Regions from separate parts of the Homo sapiens genome. Here region 2 is linked to region 1. Evidence: chromatin contacts called from ENCODE Hi-C or POLR2A ChIA-PET data. All regions are on one chromosome and are shown on one strand. The core of a region is the stretch at or near the end of the contact, and the rest is flanking DNA. Distances in the headings are between cores, read along the strand shown. Region 1 holds the start of PDSS2 (decaprenyl diphosphate synthase subunit 2). Region 2 holds the start of FIG4 (FIG4 phosphoinositide 5-phosphatase).

Evidence for each region. Hi-C counts contacts between places; a loop is a spot of excess contacts on that map. ChIA-PET counts read pairs that join two places held with the same protein, here RNA polymerase II (POLR2A). Pooled maps may share reads with other maps.
Region 2: a loop to region 1 is called in a map of CD4-positive, alpha-beta memory T cell, with 21 times the contacts of the local background. The contact joins the promoter of FIG4 here to the promoter of PDSS2 in region 1. A Hi-C loop is called at or near these places in 1 of 168 maps with a recorded cell type or tissue (CD4-positive, alpha-beta memory T cell), 1 of 37 single-sample maps with no recorded cell type and 9 of 50 pooled maps. POLR2A ChIA-PET finds 5 or more read pairs at or near these places in 1 of 52 experiments (CD4-positive, alpha-beta T cell).

The regions. Positions count from the first base shown.
Region 1 is chr6:107,456,488-107,463,755 of GRCh38, reverse strand. PDSS2 (decaprenyl diphosphate synthase subunit 2) reads left to right here and starts at 4,192. Exons shown (of 8, transcript NM_020381.4): 1 at 4,192-4,766. The coding sequence starts at 4,471. RefSeq lists enhancers at 3,230-4,151, 3,872-4,321.
Region 2 is chr6:109,688,200-109,695,467 of GRCh38, reverse strand. FIG4 (FIG4 phosphoinositide 5-phosphatase) reads right to left here and starts at 4,172. Exons shown (of 23, transcript NM_014845.6): 1 at 3,967-4,172. The coding sequence starts at 4,032. It overlaps AK9 (adenylate kinase 9), which reads left to right and starts at 4,266. Exons shown (of 41, transcript NM_001145128.3): 1 at 4,266-4,321. RefSeq lists an enhancer at 4,219-4,688.

The DNA of each region.
Region 1 (7,268 bases), core at 2,943-5,442:
GAAAAGAATCATAAGTTCATATTCTTTCTAATTCAACTTTAATATTACATGGATTCTACTTACTCTGAAAATCACTGTTCCTAAAAACTCTAGTAATTTTTACCTATATATACATGAATAGTTTGAAAGTACTATAATAGTATCTGTATTTCAACCACCAATAAGACTATTGACTAAAGCTTAAGATATCTTTGTAGTTCTATTTATCCTGAGCATATATTCTGATTGTACAGTGAAAACAATATTTTCTAAAGTAATTAAAGTGTTTACTTGGTATGGTTATGCCACCAACTTAATATACAGTTAGATTATTTGTTTTCAAATTTTAGGAATTGCATTTTTCTTTCGGATTTGAAATTATTTTGAAAATGTAAAACATATACATGATTCTAAAATCAAAACCATATAGCCAAGGCTTATTCAGAGTAGTCTAGCTTCCACGCCTGTCTCCTCCACCTGTTTCCTCCTATTCCAAATATATGCAAATACTCATTTGTAGTTTAGCTATCTTACAAAAAAAAAGCACATATACTGTTCTGCACTTTGGTTTTTTTTTTTTTTTACACTAATATATATTCGGAGATCATTTCACCTCAGTGTAAAGAAATGGCCCTCGTTCTTTTTCACAGTTGCATAGTTTCATTGTGTAGATCTACTCGAGTTTGTTCAACCAATCTCTTATTTGGGGTTATCTGGATTGTTTCCAATCTTTTGCTATTACAAATAATACTGCAATGAATAACCTTGTGCTTAAGTCATTATTTGGGATATTTTCCTAGAATTGGGTTTCTAGGGCAAAGGGCAATATATATGTAATTTTGCTGAGGATTATCAAATTCCCTTCCATAGCTGCCATGTACCATTTTGCATTCTCAATGGCACTATGTGGCATCTCCATAGCCTGCTAACCAAGTAGGTGGTCAAACTTTTGGATTTTTGCCTCCTTTTATCATCTTTGCCCAAGATACACCACGACGCTTTCATCTGCCTTTGGAAGAACTCTCTCAGGATAAACAATAGGTGATTGTATTGAGGGTGACATAAGGAGGGTGGCTGCAATATCTCTATCTATTTCCACTCACCTAATCATGGAAATGCCAGCGCCCACAGCACTATCCTTGTTAAGAGCTTGTATTTTCCAAGGCTGGCTCGGGTTTCCAGCCAAAGAAAAGGACATCAAATATGACCTTACTTCTTTCTAAGGTCAGTAGAATGCAGAGTGCCCAGTGAGTTCTACTGGTATAAGCTTCAGAATCCTGAAAAAGGTAGAGGAGGAACTGTGATCATTTTTTGTCAGCGTGCTGTCTCCAAAACAACTCCGATGCCAAGGGGAAGTCCCTGAGTGTGGCTGAAAGTTTCCATAGGTTGTGGAGTGACCACTCTCTAACCTGCAGGGCTACTCACACCCAGGACTTCTTTTTTGCTGCTTTGTAGGAGTAAATGTCATGGATGGACACTGTTTTTTTCTTTCAGCATCTCCCATTTCCCAGTGGGCAATTTTGCACTCCAGGGTGACAGACATTTGGTAATGTTTGGAGACATACCTCGTTGTCACAACTTGGAAAGGGGTGCTGCTTAACATCTAGTACGTAGAGGTCAGGAATGCTACTCAACACCGTACAATACTCAGGACTGCCCCCCTTCCCCCAACAAAGAATTATCTGGTCCAAAACGCCAAAAATGCCAAGGCTGAGAAATCCTGCTGTATTCTTTCTTTATGCACACATTCACAGACATCTTTAATATAACTATTATCAGTGGCAGAGGAAGGGCAGAATCACAGATACTCCCCCTCCCTGTTTCTCCAAAAGTCACTAGCAATTCAGAAATTTCTTTAATCATAAAGACTCTAAGGAATTATATATTTATCTGGGAGATTAAAGAACAAATACCATTTTAACCTTCTAAAAACTGATTATCATTAAGTATAATGCAACCTTTTAACTGTAAGTATAAAGGAAAATGCTGATTATTTAAAGTAAATGGGACCCAAAGTCCCATGAATAATCAAAAACTTGGTTAATAGAGTATGACCAGAGAATAATGCACTTGGCTTCTGTGGAGAAATTAAAGTACATGCTGTGAATTGCTATTGAGGAAATTGCGTGAAAAGTTACCCTTAAGGTACCATGAGGCTGAAGAAACAGCCTCAGGTGCACAATATATCACATTAGTCTCTATCTATCTTTGTATTTTCATGACTTCTTTCACCTTGGATAACCCAGAAGCTCTGGCCTTGGAACTTTTTGGAATGGTAAAGTATCTCACTCTCCATATTTATTTTCATCTCCTGGAATGGTAAAGTATCTCACTCTCCATATTTATTTTCATCTCCTAACAGACCTGAATTTTGTTGCCAAGAGTTTATCTCTTTCACAGGAATTATTTTCAAACTTCAGCTTACTTACTTTAAGGGCATAGACTGTGTTTGATACTTATAATCACAATTCATGTTAAATAAAATGTGCCCCTGAAAAGTTACACCTAAACTGAATTTTTGTAAATAAAAAATTTAAATCACAAGGAAAACTTGCCAAAGGGAGAGTATGAAGCTAAATCTTTTGTAGAGAAAATCATCTTGTTTTGCAAAGTGAACAACTACTCTTTAAGTCCCAATCTTTATTTGTAGCTCAAGAGGCTGGTACAGTATTATGCATGATGCTCATTTAAAAAATACTGACAGGCTGGGCATGGTAGCTGGTAGCTCACACCTGTAATCCCAGCACTTTGGGAAGCCGAAGTGGGCGGATCACTCGAGGTCAGGAGTTTGAGACCAGCCTGGTCAACATGGTGAAACCCAGTCTCTACTAAAAATACAAAAGTTAGCCGGGCGTGGTGGCAGGCGCCTGTAGTCCCAGCCACTTGGGAGGCTGAGGCACAAGAATTGCTTGAAACTGGGAGGCGGAGGTTGCAGTGAGCTGAAATCGCGCCGCTGTACTCCAGCTTGGGTGACAGAGCAAGACCCATCTCAAAAAATAAATAAAAAATAAAAATAAAATACCATGAATTTGGAAGGATTTTGAAAGTTTTAGAGAGTTTTATAAGCTATTTTTAAGAGTGTAAAAAATGGATAATATATCCTTTATTAAGAACGGTTAACACCTGTTTTAGGTGATAAGAAAGGAGGTAAGATCTTAGGCACATTTGAAAAAAAAATAGGTAGCATTACTTAAAAGATAATCATATTGACTGTTTCCTCTCAGCAATAAGGAGAAAAGAGTGGATGGGAGCCTATTATTTAGACGGTGTAATCTTTCGGTTAGAATACGGATTCTGAAACCAGATTGTCTGGGCTCACATCCCTGTCTAGTGTGGTCTTAGGGAACTTACGCGACTCGACTGCACCTTAGTTTCCTCATACAAAACACGGAGAATACTAATATTATCTACTTAATGAGGTTGTTCTGAGGATTAAATAAAGTAATACATGAACTAGTACGTGAAAAGCACTCCGGTCAGCGATAGTCTTCAATCCTGGAGTTGAGCTCCAGGCTAGGCATAAAGAGGAAGATAAGAGGCAGGGAGTAGGCAACGTTTCATTCTTCCTCTCCGCACCCGCGGGAAGGAGGCACCGCTGTTTCTCCCAAGGCTCAGCGAGGAGGCCGGTAATTCGAAGTTGGATCCGAGGACTTTCCTTGGGACCCCTTTCCGCCGCACCACGCTGCCTTATGTCTGGTTGGGCCCTGAGGACACGAGGGCTCAGCCCCACGCCCCGACTAGGCGTTCCACCACTGAGACGTGGCCCCAGCTCCAGGAGGCATGCAGCCCGAGAGGCCGCCTTCACGCCCGGCCACGGCCACTGCCACTGCCAGGGGCTGGTGGCGATAGCGACAAAAAGCTTCCGGGAGGAACTGGTGCCTCCGCCCGACGCCCTTCCTTGCGGGCAAGCCGGGGGCTGACCGTTGTTCGTGACACCAATACTTATGCATGCCACTCAGTGCTGGGCGCCGGGGACTCTAATGAATCCAGACTCGGCCCAGATACCGTGTGCAGAGGGACCACTCGCCGCCCACAACTGATCCCTGTCACTGACGACCTTTGCTGGCCCAGAGCGGCGGGGTGGGAGGAGCTGAACCTCCCAACCCGGGTTCACCTCCAAAGCACCGCCCCTGCGGGGGCGTTCTCGGGTACGCCGTAAAGTAGAGAGTATACTTAACAACCCGCCTCTGTCTTTACGGCAGGCCGCATTCCATGCCTCCAATATGGCGTCCTCCACATAGGCAGTGGCTGTGGTTTCTACCCCGGGTGGCCGGGGGCAGTGCTGAGCTGGGACTGTTGTTTGCCCAGCCTGGGCTGCAGAAAGCAGCAGTTAAAGTTCGTTTCTGGTCACTGCTCCAGGAAGCCACCTTACTCTGAGGGTCAAGAATTGCCGCTTCCTTTTAGTTACTGTAAGTTCCTCCTCTGCCCCTGGTTTGTTTCCCGCGGCACTTCTGGATACCCCCAGGTCCCAGACCCTTCCAGACTCAAACCATGAACTTTCGGCAGCTGCTGTTGCACTTGCCACGTTATCTTGGAGCCTCGGGTTCCCCGCGTCGCCTGTGGTGGTCCCCGTCCCTCGACACCATCTCCTCGGTGGGCTCTTGGCGTGGTCGGTCCTCCAAGTCCCCGGCCCACTGGAATCAGGTAGTGTCAGAGGCGGAGAAGATCGTGGGGTACCCCACGTCCTTCATGAGCCTTCGCTGCCTGCTGAGCGACGAGCTCAGCAACATCGCTATGCAGGTGCGGAAGCTGGTGGGCACTCAGCACCCTCTGCTTACCACAGCCAGGTGAGCTACCCCTCTCCCGCTGACACACTCGCACTCATTGGAATACTTTTTTTTCTGGCGGGCATACGCATTCTAGCTCTCTCAGACTGGCTCCTGATTTATCTCTTTTTAGTCCTTCCTTTTTACTCACTCCTCCTAGACATTCCGTGTTGTCTCTTCTCTAGTCCACTTAACGTTCTTGCTCAGCTGAGTGCATAAGTGGTTTTCTTTGAAACACTTGTATGCTTTCCTCGATTTTGCTTCTTAATTGTTGAGGATGAAGATGCCTCAGTGATTTGTGGAGAAATCGAGCGGAGATGTAGGTTTATTGAGTCACTTCCTAGAAATTTTTTTTTTTTTTAATGGGATAGATTAATTTTCTGTCCCGCACTGTTCAGGGGGTCACCTCCAGAAAGTAGGCAAGGAGAGAGAGAGAGGCTGAAGGTAGATAATTCTTTCCAACGAATGTCTTGGGGTTGAAGTAGGAATTTATCCCGTTAGTAGTCATTATCTTCTTGGGATGTTTATCACTTATGCTGTACTACTGCTGTGAAACCTGCCTTTAGGATTTATAAAAGTTTTTTTTTTTTTTTTTTTTGAGACGGAGTCTCGCTTTGTCGCCCAGGCGGGAGTAGCTGGGACTACAGGTGCCCGCCACCACGTCCGGCTAATTTTGTTTTTGTATTTTTAGTAGATACGGGGTTTCACCGTGTTAGCCAGGATCGTCTCAATCTCCTGACCTCGTGATCCACCCGCCTCGGCCTCCCAAAGTGCTGGGATTACAGGCGTGAGCCACCGTGCCCGGCCAAAAGTTTTTTTTTTTTCTTCCACTTAAACCCCACACCTGAATTGTAATTAGTTTAAACATACAGCGAAGTTACAAAAATAATATAGTTCAAAGAACACACTTGCATACTCTTTAATCAGATCCACCTGCTACGTAGATATGTCTATATATGTCAATATATACATTAAATACATATACACACAGATATATATACTATTCACGTGTATATATCTTTCTATATATTTTTTTCTGAATCATTTGATGGTAGATTGCATACATCACGATCCTTTTCCCCTAAATACTTCAGTATGTATTTCCTAAGCATAGCAGTAATCTCCTACGTAAGTACGCTACAGTTACCAACTTAGGTATATTTAATATTGATACAATACTTTTATTTAATCTACCATTTAATTTCAATTTTGTTAATTGGCCTAATAATGTTCTTTATAGCATTCTTTACCCTCCAGGACAGGATTCAGTCCAGGATCAAGTATTGCGTTTAGTTGTTATATCTCTTTCATCTTCTTCAATTAGGAACATTTTCATATCTCTTCTTGGCTTTTATGACTAGAGCACTGGTTCTCAACTGGGGCAATTTTCCCCCCCTGAGGACATTTGGCATGTATGGAGACATTTTTGGTTGTCACGAATGGAGGCACATTACTGGCATTTAGTGGATAGAGGCCAGGGATGCTACCCTTCAATTCCCAGGACAGACCCACAAGAAATAATTAGGTGCTGCAAAATGTCAGTAGTGCCAAGGTGGAGAAATCCAGGACTAAAAGGACCTTTTTCTATTGTTGTTTTTAAAAGTAAACTTCTATTTTGAAGTAGTTTTAGATTTACATGCAGTTGGAAGAAATAACACAAATCTAATATACACCTAACCCTGTTTCTCCCAATGGTAACATCTTTTGAAACGATGGTGTAATATCATAAGCAGGGTATTTATGTTGATACAGTTAAGATAAAGAACATATTCAGCACTATAAGGATTCCTCATGTTGCTTTTTTAGCCACACTCACTTCCCTTACCCACCCCTTGCTTTAATTTTTCGAGGCACCTGTCATTTTCTTACTACAAAAGTTATCAAATAGTAATAATAAAGTGATTTTATTCCTTGGCATCGTTCCCAGTTATCAGGAATGTCACCTTATGATTAGCTGGAATGTTAGTTTTCCAGAGATTCTAGATGATACACACTCAAAACACATACACATATGTTTAAAGCTTAATGAAACGAATAAGCCTACTATTACCCAACTTAAGAATTGTAACTTTACCAGTCCTGTTGAAGCTAAATGTGTACTCCTCAGTCCATCTCCCTGACTCCCACTAAACTGTTTTTAAACACTTTTCCTTTTCAAAATTACCAGGGGTCCTGGTGTGGTGTCTCATGTCTGTGATCCCAGCACTTTGGGAGGCAAAGTAGAAAGATTGCTTGAGCCCAGGAGTTCGAGACCAGCCTGGGCAACATAGCAAAACCCTATCTCTACAAAAAATAAAATAAATTAGTTGGGCGTGGGGATGCACATCTGTAGTCCCAGCTGCTTGGGAGGATTGCGATTGCTTGAGCTGGGAGGTCAAGGCTGTTGTGAGCCGTGATTGTGCCACTGCACACCTGTCTGGGCAAGAGACCCTGTCTCAAAATAAAATGAAATAAGTAAAATTACATTGTTATTTTTCTAAATAATAATGTTTCATTTTACTGGTTTCTTTGCAATGTACAAAT
Region 2 (7,268 bases), core at 2,923-5,422, 2.2 Mb before region 1:
GCTCCATCACAGAGTCCTTCTCCACCACAACAATGCTGCTGCTCATTCCTCTCATCAAACATGGGAATTCTGCAAGAGTTTCAATGGAAAATAATTAGGCATCTGCCTTACAGTTCCAATTTTGCTCCTTCTGACTTCTTTTTGTTTCCTCATCTTAAAAAGAATCCTTAAAGGGCACCCATTTTTCTTTAGTTAACAGAGTAAAAAAGACTGCACCAATATGGTTAAATTCCCAGGACCCTCGGTTCTTTGTGGATGAATTAAATGGCTGGTATCATTAGTTACAAAAATGTCTTGACCTTGACGGAAGTTAGCTTGAGAAATAAAGTTTACATTTGTTATTTTTATCTTTTAATTCCATTTTCCCATGAACTTTTTGAAATCCCCTCATATACACACCCAGTAGTGGGACTGCCGGATTTTTAGTTTTTTGAGGAACCTCCATACTGTTTTCTATAATGGCTATACTAATTTACATTACCACCAATACTATATAAGAATTCCCTTTCTCCATATCCTCACCAGCATTTGATAATTTTTGTCCTTTTGAAAATAGCCATTTTAACTGAGGTGACATGATATCTCACTGTGGTTTTAATTTGCATTTCCCTGATAATTAGTGACCTTGAGTAATTTTTCATATACCTGTTGGCCATTTGTATATCTTCTTTTGAGAAATGTCTACTCAGATCCTTGCCCATTTTTAATTGGATTATCTGGGGGTATTTGCTGTTGAGTTGTTGAATTCCTCATATATTCTGGATATTAGTCCCTTCTTGGATGAAGAGTTTGCAAATATTTTCTCCATTCTATAGGTTGCCTCTTCACTCTGTTGATTGTTTCTTTTGCTGTGCAGAAGCTATTCAGCTTGATATAGTCCCATTTGTCTATTTTTGGGTTTGTTCCCTGTGCTTTTAAAGTCTTACTCATAAAATCTTTGCCTAGACCAATATCCTGAAGCATTTCCCCTATGTTTTCTTCTGGTAGTTTTACAGTTTTGGGTCTTGCACTTAAGCCTTTAATCCATTTTAAGTTGATCTGTGGATATGGCAAGAGAGAAGGGCCTTATTTCATTCTGCACATGGATATCCAGTTTTCTCAACACCATTTATTGAAGAGACTGTCCTTTCCCCAGTATACATTCTTAGCACCTGCACCACACCTTATGCCTAGTGTTCCGTTATTGGAACGCTAAGCTTGTGGGAGTTATTTATATCCTACTGCTCAAGGTCATCGCAAAGGTCTGATTTTTCACACAAAAAAATTTGCAACCTCTGGCATAAATGGGTTAAGTAACTGCCTTAAATTATCTTTGCCTCATTTTTTTTCTTTACTAAATAATATATATAGTAGTAGAATTAACAGCATGATCTCTTAGAGGTCTTATGAGGATTAAATAATAAAATATATGTAGAATATTTTGAGCTATTATCCTCATTATTACAACCTACTACAGTTTTTGTTTTTTTAATTCATAGCATTTATCCAGTTGCCTGTAATTTTATGCCTTTTTCTTATTTATTTATACTTTGAGCTTATTAGTAAAAACAAAACAAAACAAAACAAAACCTTTCTGCTTATATCTTTAACCAAAAAAAAAAAATTATTTAACAAAACCGAGACTCAGTGATTCAATGCAGCAGACATTTTCAAGGGTGGTTGCCCAGCCCCAACCATTTGCTGAAACAAAGAGGATCCTGATTCCACAGCTAAATCATTCCTGCCAGACCCCCCCTGGCCATGAATGATTTGTCCACTCAGGGGATGATAACCAATCATAGTTGAGTCGATCAGATTTTTTCTCCCAGCACCTACACTGTTTTTGGCAGTACTCTGAGAGGGTTCTCAAACCTGTTATCTCTTTCCTGCTTTTCCAGAAGCTGGATACCATGCAATGGCTCCCCTAGCATCCCTCTGATAAATTTACCTTTTGTCTCTAAGCTGGCCAGAGTTAGTTTCCATTACTTAGGCAGTTGAGAGGGGTCACAGCTGAGTTCTGGAACACACCTCTATCTCTTTGTGTTAGAGCTCCTTAATCCACATCTATTGAGAGACTACTGTTTGCAAGGCATGACCAGATATGTGCTGTGAGGATCAGCAAGGTTTTGACAGGAAAAGAGGGGGTGTGGCATTAAGAGAATAGAGAACAGCAGAAAAACACAGGGCAGATATAGGGAACTGAAAGCAATACAGTTTTACTGCAGAATAAGGCATATGAAGGCACATGGTTGATCCTCAATAAATGTTTCATTAATTGATATTAAATTAGATGTAAAACTAGATAGACAAGTTGAGGACAAATAATACATGGCTTTGAATGCCAACTAAGGGATTCAGAGTTTACTTGCTTCAGAATTGGGACCACTGAAGATTTCTGAGCAGAAGAGCCCTATAATATGAATTGTGCTTTCTGAACACTAATATCTCACGCAGTCCTCATGAGTGATCAGCTTTTTAATGGGCTGAAATTTGTGTTTTATTTACGGCCAGATGCGGTGGCTCATGCCTGTAATCCCAACACTTTGGGAGGCTGAAGCCAGGAGTTTTAGACCAGCCTGGCCAACATGGAGAATCCCTGTCTTTTATTAAAAACACAAGAATTAGCCGGTCATGGTGTCACATTCCTGTAATCCTAGCTACTTGGGAGGCTGGGGTGCGAGAACTTCTTGAACCTGGGAAGCAGAGGTTGCAGTGAGTGAGCCGAGATAGCACCACTGCACTCCGGCCTGGGTGACAGAGCAAGACTCTGTCTCAAAGGGAAAAAAAAAAAAGTTATTTATGTTTCTAATGAGGGAAATTTAGCAGCATATTTTACAGAAAATAGGTTTCATTTCAATGACAAATGATACTTCTTTATGGGTCTCATTAGAGAACTGAAAATACTTGCAAATACAGTATATTTGATAATGTCATTTTCTGCTCTAGATCTAATCAAAGTTGTCAGCAAAATTAATTTAAGGTCCACAATTCTCTACTCATGTTAACCTGAGGGAGAGGTTATTGTGCTATTAGGACTACGTTATAACTGAGAAACTGTTAAATGCCTTCTCATACTCCTCTAATGGAGACAACCCAAGTTTCAGAGAAACAGTTTATAAAGCACTCTATAACATAGTGAAGAGCATTATGAAAATATCTGGCATATGCAATCTTGTTAGCATGAAATGGGTAATATTAAACACAGTCCCTAATATCACTGTGGCACCCCAATTTAGAAGAGCTATACTGTACCAACTTTGCTTTCCACCCACAGAAAGGACCAAGTATGAAGTTATATAAACACCATTCTCCCTTAATTGAGGAACTGGTAATCGAAATACAAACTGATCTGCTTATTCACTATTTACATGGCCATTCAAAGTAATAAAATTTTAAAAGTAAATGTTATGTTGAAAAAAGTCAAGTGAAAAGCAAGATGTTATCCAAACAAATTATCTGTCTTTAAACAAAGTAAGTTTTCCTTTCCTTTCAAATAAGAAAAAAAGAGAACCAAAAAGTTCACCAATAGAAGTGTAATTCACATGAATCGCAGTGATGGTATACCATGGAATAGGAAAAAATAAGTTACAAGTCATAGTTCAAATTTTTTTCATACCCCTGCCTGTACTGTAACTTGTGAACTCTAGAACTTTAACAGACTTTCTGAAAGCTGAAAAGAATCCAGTAACTCGTACAGAGAACCTCATGAACAGTTCCTGAGGTACCACAAGCACCTGTTTCCAGCGTGTTCCAGCCATGGCTTGTAAGTGGACCTGCAAATGCTGCAATGTCCAGGGTACCAAAATAGGGGAAAGGCGCCCAGGCACAGCTCAAGGGAGCTAGCTTACCCCAAGGCTGTGTTTGACAGGGATTTGGGAACTGGAGAGGAAGGAGGAGGAGGCAGAGTACAGCCTCTGTCCTACGGCCCCACACCCACCGGCAGACATCCATCCTCCCGCCTGCGCCCCGCCGCGAGGGGGTACTCACAGCTCTAGTCTCATACAGAACCAGCTTCTGGACCGAGCTGATGATGGGGGCGGCGGCCGTGGGCATGGCGGCGGCAAATGGGGGCCCCACAACAGGGCACGAGCCTCCGGACCGCCCCAGGAGACTCGGCGAGAAAACCCCTCAGGCCCTGGACATCAAGTCCAGCCAGGAACAACACCCATTAGGCACTAAACCTATAGATGATCAGGTGTTTCCGGATCCCTGCGCCCCGCCTCCAGGCAAGCCCCGCCCCTCACGTCGGGAGCGGGGCTGGAGGACGTATCATAGAGAGGTCGGGTAGAGGCTCCCGGGACCTGCGTGCTGCCGAGAGAGGAAGCGAAGGGCACCATCTTTGGTAAGGATTGGAGGAAAACATGGGCGGAGAAAAAGTCGACGGATTAATTGAGTCTATTTATCTCCTCCCTCTCTTTGGAAAAAAGCGGAAGGTTTGGGATTGGGTAGCTTCTTTTGAAAAGGGTTCTCCGAGTTGCAGGATAGATCCTTGTGTTTTCCCTGCCTGCTGCGGCCCATTTTCCTGGAAGCCGGCCCTCTGACGGTCCTTCACTGAGTGTCAGTTTTCCCCTCACCTCTAATCCATGTTGTACCTACGCTGTGTGGCCCAAGAAATTGTTTTAAAATCACCTAAAGCTGGAAAGTGTGGCTTTGCCACACGTTTGTGCGTGAGGCTAGCCACTTGAAGTTGTCGACAGAGACTAGCGCAGTGTGGCGGAGCCGCGCTTGAAATGAGGTTTCTTCATTTCATGTGTGCGACATAAATGGGCATGCGCGTACCCTCTCTTCCATAGTTGTGAAAATGAGTGTATTATAATTATAAATGCCAAATTAGGTACAAAAGTGACTATTTCGAATTGGAAAAGAAATGACAAAGAACTACAGCCCCGCCTCTCGAGGCCCCGCCCCACCAAGCAGCAGGTGCGTGGCGGCCAGAGGTCTCCCCGGCAACCGCCCGACAGCCCCGCGGAGTCCCTGGAGGCAGTTGCTTCCCTGAGGAGGGTCCGGCTGCGGCCAGGTAAGGAGCCTTCCGGCGGCCCGCTGGGTCGTGGTCCGCCCTGGAGGCATCTTGGTATCTGTTGCACGGAACCCCGCCTCCTGCGGGGACCCCCAGACCAGCTTCTTTTCTTGCAAAACGGTCTCTTTGTAAATCCACTTTTTAAAACCACGTCTCCTTTCAACGACTGAAGTATTTATTCCACAAATATTTACTGAACACCTACTGCAAGAGTATAAGATGTAGGGGAGAGGCAGCTATCCTATCTTAGGCGGCAATTCTAGGTTTCCCAGGAAACCTCTAAACCTCAGAAACCTCTGCTAGAGGGCTTCTCAACTGCTAAGTGTAAGGAAACTTTAAAAAAAAATTATAGAATTATAGCATACCCAGATAACATTCATGTAATACCAAAGATCATATTGTAAATTAAAATTTGAGAAATTACAAAAATTGTAAAGAAATACTTAAGTCTATGTTATTTTGCGCTTCTTTCCCCCTGTAGTTTGGTACTCCTTTTATTAAGAACTAGAAGGATGGCCGTGTCCGTTCTGGCATTTTGGACTTGGATCTTTTAACTGGGAAAAATAGTTAGCTGTGTTCTGTTTCATAATGAAACCAACTCTTCTGAATATTAGTTAAATGTTTGCACAGTGTTTTTATCTAGGATAGCAACTCTTAAAATACCTGAAGGATTCTAGTTTTCAATTATTATAGTTTAGCACTTCCATTTTAACTTTATCTTAGTTTATTTCACCCGGAATCAGATCCTAAGACAAAACTTTGAAGGCAGGTTGTTTATATGAGACGTAATCCCAGGAAACAGCAGCAGGGAGGGGAAGAAAACTAATAAAGGAAATATTACCAGAGAAATTTCTCTGTGGGCTGAATTCACTAGGGAATACTGGGAGGCATGTCTCAGTTATCCCCTCTTGAGGGGCAAGGAAGCTGGAGTATTTATTCGCCAACTTCCATCAGTTATTGGATGAAGCCTGATAGGGCAGAACATTGATGCCCTAGAACTTCCAGTCTACCCTGTGTTCAGGGAGAGTAGGTTCTGGCAGCCAGAGAAAGCCCTTAGGCAAAAAGTCGCACATGCTAACATTTTGGAAGTTGGGCTGGTCGTGCATAGAAAAGGTGTATGTCAAGTGGATATGGGGGAGGCACTAATAGCAGCTGCTACATTCCACCCTTTGCAGCACTCGTATCCATTCTTCCTCCACATCAAGTTCACACCATGCCACCCTAATTCTTTAAGGTAGTGGCTAGTCTCAATTTTTAAAAGAAAAGGACTTACAAAAAAAAAGATTAATGGGACAAGCTGCAGAATCCACTACTGCAATTAATCTGAGGTCTCTAATTGATCATCTCCTTCCTCTAACATCATTCTAGATTTTCCTTACTCTTGGCCAACACTTCTGCTGGTCTGTGTTTGCCCAGTAGGATAACAAGCTTTCATCCCTGAGGAGCATAAGCCCTTGGTTACTGTGTCATTGTAAGGTTTTGGTTGCTGCAATTACCCATTCACTGGACATGAAAGCATCAAGAGCTGTCTCAGAGAATCCCCTGAGTTCAAGAAATGCATCCCCTATCCCACTTATCTAGCAGTTTATGGCCATACCACCCTGAGCACCCCCAATCTCATCCAATCACATAGCAGCAACCCTATCTCCATCTGCCAGTGCAATAACTCCTTATGAGCTTTTGGAGTCAAAAATGACCAGGTGGCAGCAGTAGTTTTAAGATTTAATGAAACCTTTACTGGGTCCCCTGATAGAACCATCTCTCCCCTCCACCAGACCCAGGACCTCTTGTCCAGAAGTGAGGTGCAAATTTCCCAAGTCAATCACTGAGAGTATTAGTGAGAGGGGTCACTCCTACTTCCAGCCCTTGATTCAAAGCATGTTCCTCATCTTGAAGTACATTGTCTCAATCCCACACAATCCCAAGCTAGCGCCTTAGCTGTGCCTTTAAGAGACCATTCCAACATTCTGTCAAACCAGTAGCTTCTAGGTAAAGTGGTATTGTAAAAAGGGTCCTCTGATCCAAGGCAATGGTATATGAGATCTCATGAAGATAAATGAGACATACTCTAAACCTTTAGGTAGTGGTGCTGGCCAAGGCACTGCAGGTAGGAAAAACAAGCCCATATTAGGAGCATTTGTCACTTGCCCCTTTAAAGGTGAAGGGGTCCTGTGTAATCAATTTGTCACTGAATGAATGTTTTGTCTCCTAAAGGGGTTGTACCATATTGAGGGCTCAATATGAACAGGTCTCAATTTGTAATCAATTTGTC